Linked DNA regions of Homo sapiens: region 2 is linked to region 1. Evidence: chromatin loops called from intact Hi-C (ENCODE). Cell type or tissue: IMR-90. All regions are shown on one strand. Each heading gives the region's core, and the rest is flanking DNA. Links, peaks and the distances in the headings are about the cores only.

Region 1 (2,752 bases), core at 252-2,751:
ATTTTCAACATTTTCTTTAACTTTGACCTTTTCTTTTTACAATTACTTTCACAGATAACGTCTGTCCAAATGGTGGTTGAGTCACTGTTTTCCTGCTGTATGATGGTGGCCATCTTTGCTTCCACTGCATTAACATTGAGGCCTGTGTTTCTTATCACTAGCACTGGCACTTTTATTTTCCTGTTCATCTTTATAAAGATGTGGGCACAATGCAGTAAAGTGCCCTATAATTGTTCTGTCAAGGTGGTGTTTTGGTTGATGTTGGCTAAATACGGTAGTACCCCTTTACTTGCAGTTTTGCTTTCTGTGGTTTCAGTTACCTGAGGTCTATTGGGGTATGAAAATATTAAGTGGAAAATTCCAGAAATAAACAATTCACAGGTTTAAATTATGCCCTGTTCTGAATAGTGTGATGAAACCTCACTCCATCCCACCGGGATGTGAATCAATTCTGGCCAGCATCTCCATGCTGTCTAGCTGTCTACCTATGCTCCTCACCCCTTAGTCACTTAGGAGCCATCTCGGTTATCAGATCCACTGTCGCAGAATTGCAGTCTTTGTGTTCAAGTCGTTCAAGTCACCTATATTTGACTTAGTGGCCCCAAAGCGCAAGAGTAGTGATGTTGGCATAGTGTCATAAGAGTTTGATTTTATTATTTCTTATTGTTGTTAATCTCTTAACTGTGCCTAATTTAGAAATTAAACTTCATCATGAGGCCAGGCAAGGTGGCTCATGCCTGTAATCCCAGCACTTTCAGAGGCTGAGGTGGGTGGATCACTTGAGCCCAGGAGTTAGAGACCAGCCTGGGCAACATGGAGAAACCCTGTCTCTACAAAAAACAAAAATTAGCCAGGGCATGGTGGTGTGTGTGCCTATATAGTCCCAGCTACTTGGGAGGCTGAGGTGGGAGGATCACCTGAGCCCAGGGAGGTCGAGGCTGCAGTGAGCCATGGTTGTGTCACTGCACTCCAGCCTGGGTGACAGAGTGAGACCCTGTCTTAAACAACAAAACTTTCTCATAGGTATGTATATACAGGAAAAAACACAGTATATATGGGGTTGGGTACTATCCACACTTTCAGGCATCCACTGGGGATCTTGGAACACATCCTCCTTGGGTAAGGAGGGACTACTCTGTATAGCTCACTGGTGAGCTGATACAGGAAGGGTGGCTTAGGAGTGTCTTTGTGTAGTGTAGCTAAATTCAGGTTGTCAGGTAATCCTCTGTCACTTACCTTGAACAGTATGGAGAGTGAAGGTTGCACTCTTAGTTGGAGAGTTGCTTGATGGTTGCTCATTCAAATATGTTTTCTTGGGCAGCTCTGTAGCTGACCTGTCCAGCTGACAAATAGCTTTGGACTGCAGCAAGTCTGACTTTGTAGGCACGGTTGAGGAGAGGCCAGTCTGTAGGCGTGGAAGGCAGCCTCTGACTCATCTCTCTGTGCTAATTAAATAAAAGGTAACACCCCCTTCCCCATTGCTTGCTTTCCGCCCTCGTTTTCTGTATAGAGGCTGTAGATTTCCCACAGATACTGAGTATCTGGGAGTGACTATGAGACACGGAAGCTTTACTTTCCAGTTTTCCAGGTATTTTAATGTAGTCACCAGTTAGAGCCTCAGAAAGGGCACTGCAGTAATTATGGCATTGTCTACTTTTATTTCAGAGCAGTATGTGGCCAGATCATCTGTGATAACTTGATGTTAAAAAGGAAGTCTTCATATAAGCTGATATGTCTACAGAACTAGCCATTGGATGTAATTCTTTGACCAAGCTATTTTTAGTACTTTAAGTGGCCATACCTGCCTAATTGTAAAGACCCAGTGTTTTCTTAGTGTTCTGAGTCAAGCCGCATTGTTGGTGAATTTTACATATTGCTGTTTGCAGTTGAATTTAGGGTTATGATTGGATCCTGAGAACAGTATCAATCAAGTTACCTCTCTAAATCACTGTGATTGTTCCCAAATATTAGGCATCCCAAGTAGCCCAGAGTAAACCTTTGCTGCCCTGCTTAAAATGTATTTTAAAACATTTACAGTGAGAATATCCCCATATTCTTCTAGCTTATATATTAATGATATTTCAAAACATTTTAGAACTTAATCTGAGAGTCAGTATAGGGCAGTAGGAAATTCAAATACTGAGTTGGTGTGATTACACAGAACATCTGTTTGAATTTTAAAGGGAAGCAGGATTTTACTTTTGGCTTTTCTTCCGTAGTTTGCCTTGTGAGATTAAAATTGCTGATGTTTAAGGAAAGCAGCTGTTGTGGAAAGACTTAGTGGGTTTTTATCAGAGAGTAAATTTTGAAACAATTTGTGGGTTTTTGAAGTAAGGTTACAGTATATAGTGATTAGACAGCATTTTCACTCTCTCATGAAAACTGTGTAGTCAAAACAAAAGTAGGAAAAACACATGCATAACCCCTTAAATCTTATTTATGAAAAGATAACTAGCGAAGATGGGAAAATCAGACTTGTGTTTAAGTATCATTTTTTTATAAACTAGCTAAGTGCATTTTGAAACAAAATTCATGAGGTCTTTGTGGAATGCCTTTTCCATTTTTTTGTTTTGTTTTGTTTTGTTTTTGCACTCACATTATGTCTCAGCAATTTAATGGAGGGCTGATTTCCTAATGCTTTGATCCTTGGTGAGTGTGGTTCACCCCAACTAGGGAGGAATTCAGTCTTTTGTTCTTGATTCCATGCTCATTGATCTCCTCCACTGCCATTCTCAGAAACAATGGCAGTATT
Region 2 (2,833 bases), core at 221-2,720, 80 kb after region 1:
TGTTTGGAACTAGTGTATTCCTTAACTTACTGTGGATGTGTCAGCAGTAGGCAAGGTGGGGCTCCAGTCTCTTCATATCTCATGCTCGAGCTGTGATAGCCAAGCATTTCTCATGTCGAGAAAGACCTGAACGTAACGAAGTCAATGAATAGGAAGATACTGCCTTTGCTAAATAATGTACCACAAAGAGCCTTTAAATGGGAAATGCCTTCCGTGTATATCAAGATCAGGTGTTTATGAGCTTGCCTACAATCTCTGTGTAAAAGTTGAATGAAAGGGCCGCAGAAGGGGTTGGTTCTGGGGTCATCTTTCACTCAAGGCTGTGGACAGTGTGGTCTGGGAGTCAGGAAGCAGGACATCCCATCCCAGCTCAGCCAGCAGCTGGCCCATGTGCTAACCTTCCTTAGACCCAGGTTCTTCCTCAGTAAACTCAGTGGAAACATGTGAGCCTGACCTTGCTCATTGTTGTTTCAAAGCCGGAAGGAAGAGACAGTGGGATCTGAAAGTGCTTTAGGAAGTATAAATGTGAATTGCCATTTATAAACTACTCTTGGTTTCTTAAGCCAGGGTATAGTGTCTTTGGGCTTACAGTGAGATGTCCCTGGTCTGATTTTTTTTGTGGGTGTCGGACCCTATAGGTGATGAAAATGCACATGACATTCAGGTTCTAGGTAGGAAAATACAGGCAATAAATGTACAGCCCCCTTGAATCATTTCTAAAATAGTGGTTTAAAAAGGCAACTAGTGGTCGGGCGCAGTTGTTCATGCCTGTAATCCCAGCACTTTGGGAGGCTGAGGCAGGCAGATCGTCTGAGGTCAGGAGTTCAAGACTAGCCTGGCCAACTTCGGGAAACCCCGTCTCTACAAAAAAATACCCAGAAAATTAGCCAGCCATGGTGGGACACGCCTGTATTCCCAGCTACCCGGGAGGCTGAGAGGCAGGAGAATTGCTTGAACCCGGGAGGCGGGGCTTGCAGTGAGCCAAGATCCCACCACTGCACTCCAGCCTGGGTGACAGTGAGACTCTGTGTCGAAAAAAAAAAAGGCAACTAGTCACAAATAATTTGTTTTCTTCTATTAAAAATTTTAAGACCATTATTGAAATTGAGAGTATTATTCTCCTAATCCCTTTAATTGATCAGTTAAGAGTTCCTAGAACAACTTGATATTCCGATTAAAATCTTTGGGTTAAGTCCTACCTTTTGAAATAGGGATAATGTTTTGAAATACTTGGTTTAATACCATTAGGTGCTAAGGAAAATCTTATTCCCTTGCCAAAGAGCAACATTATAACAGGGTCTATTTTATGTCTTTATTGGTAATTACAATTTAATAATGATAATTTTGGAAACAAATTTGACCAAAGGGAAGACTGAGTAAAAACTGCATCCTTTTATGTCGGCAAGTGGTCGAAAATTTCGCAGGAAAGAAAGAGAGATCCCTTATCACATCCTGGTTACTCTGAAGGATCTGAACCCTTAGTTTCCTTGAAATATTATAACTTTCAAAAAATAACAGATGGCTTGTGAAGTTTCAGAGAAAAATGAACACTTATACACTGTTGGTGGGAATGTAAATTAGTTCAACCATAGTGGAAAGCAGGGTGGCAATTCCTCAAAGACCTAAAAACAAAACTATCATTAGGTCCAGCAATCTCATTACTGGGTATATACCCAAAAGAATATAAATGGTTCTCACATAAAGACACAGGCATTCACAATAGCAAAGATATGGAATCACCGACATGCCCGTCAATGGTAGATTGAATAAAGAAAATGTGGTACATATACACTATGGAATCTATGGAATACGGTGTAGCCATAAAAAGGAAAGAGATCATGTCCTTTGCAGGAACGTGGATGGGGCTGGAGGACATTATCCTTAGCAAACTAACACAGGAACAGAAAACCAAATACCACATGTTCTTGCTTAAAAGTGGGAGCTAAATGATGAGAACATGTGGACACATAGAGGGGAACAACACACACTGGGGCCTATCAGAGGGTGGAGGTGGGAGGAAGGAGAGGATCAGGAAAGATAACTAATGGGTACTAGGCTTAATACCTGGGTGACGAAATAATCTATATGACAAACCCCTGTGGCAATTTTCCCCTTACAACAAACCTGCACATACACCCCTAAACCTAAAATAAAAGTTAAAAATAAATGAATAAATAAATAAATAACCTTAAAGCCATTCTCCCAGTGAATGCTGAGCCCCATAGCCTTCCTCTTTAGCCAAGAGCAGTTCTTGTATTCTGTCCCCAAAAGCTTTTTGATCATTGGCAGGTAAGAGCTTTTTGCCCTGTCATAGACTGTAGTATGTGATGACCTTGTAGAATCCAGAATACATCCCCTATGAAATCTGGTTTACCACTTACTCCCCTCCCCAATTAAGCTATGTGGTTTTATCAACAACTATGGTAATTTTTTTTCTGATCTTGTGATTTAAGAACTAATGTTACAAACCTCAGGGAGACTAGTTAGTGTGTTTTAAGTGTAGCCATAGGCTTGATAAAGTATTGGTAGATAACTTGGCAGAACCTGATGTCTTTGAAGTAGCAATGTTCAGTTCAGCGTGTAACTCTCTCCCCCTTAATATCTTTTTAGTTTTATCTGAGAAACATACTACATTTTTTTCTCTTTTCTTTCCTTTAAAGGTGGATGCTCAAGTTTGAGGACTGTCATGGGGACTATCAGGTTTTTTAGGCATGTGCTTTCTTTTTCTTCAAATTAAAACCTGTTGTCTGTCTCTTGTCACTTTTCAGGACAGCCACACTCGGGGCTCTTACAATCAGGGGTCATAAGCTGCTATGTCACCTACCTCACCTTC

The links. A loop is a pair of places that touch in the nucleus more often than their neighbours do. Peaks named below come from ENCODE experiments on the same cell type or tissue, not always from the same donor. Only the 100,000 strongest peaks of a DNase experiment are listed, where the experiment ranks them.
Region 2: a loop joins it to region 1, with 1.9 times the contacts of the local background. A loop is called at or near these places in 6 of 110 quality-filtered maps.

What each region holds. Positions count from the first base shown.
Region 1 is chr5:80,246,115-80,248,866 of GRCh38, reverse strand. The region is part of intron 1 of SERINC5 (serine incorporator 5); the gene reads left to right. Among named protein-coding and RNA genes, the nearest start is that of SERINC5, 8.6 kb to the left of the region's middle. RefSeq lists enhancers at 1,303-1,597, 2,313-2,752. In IMR-90, for the core only: no CTCF peak of the experiment used is centred there; a DNase peak (open chromatin) is centred at 1,376.
Region 2 is chr5:80,166,414-80,169,246 of GRCh38, reverse strand. It overlaps SERINC5 (serine incorporator 5), which reads left to right. Exons shown (of 12, transcript NM_001174072.3): 7 at 2,769-2,833. Among named protein-coding and RNA genes, the nearest start is that of THBS4-AS1, 84 kb to the right of the region's middle. In IMR-90, for the core only: no CTCF peak of the experiment used is centred there; no DNase peak of the experiment used is centred there.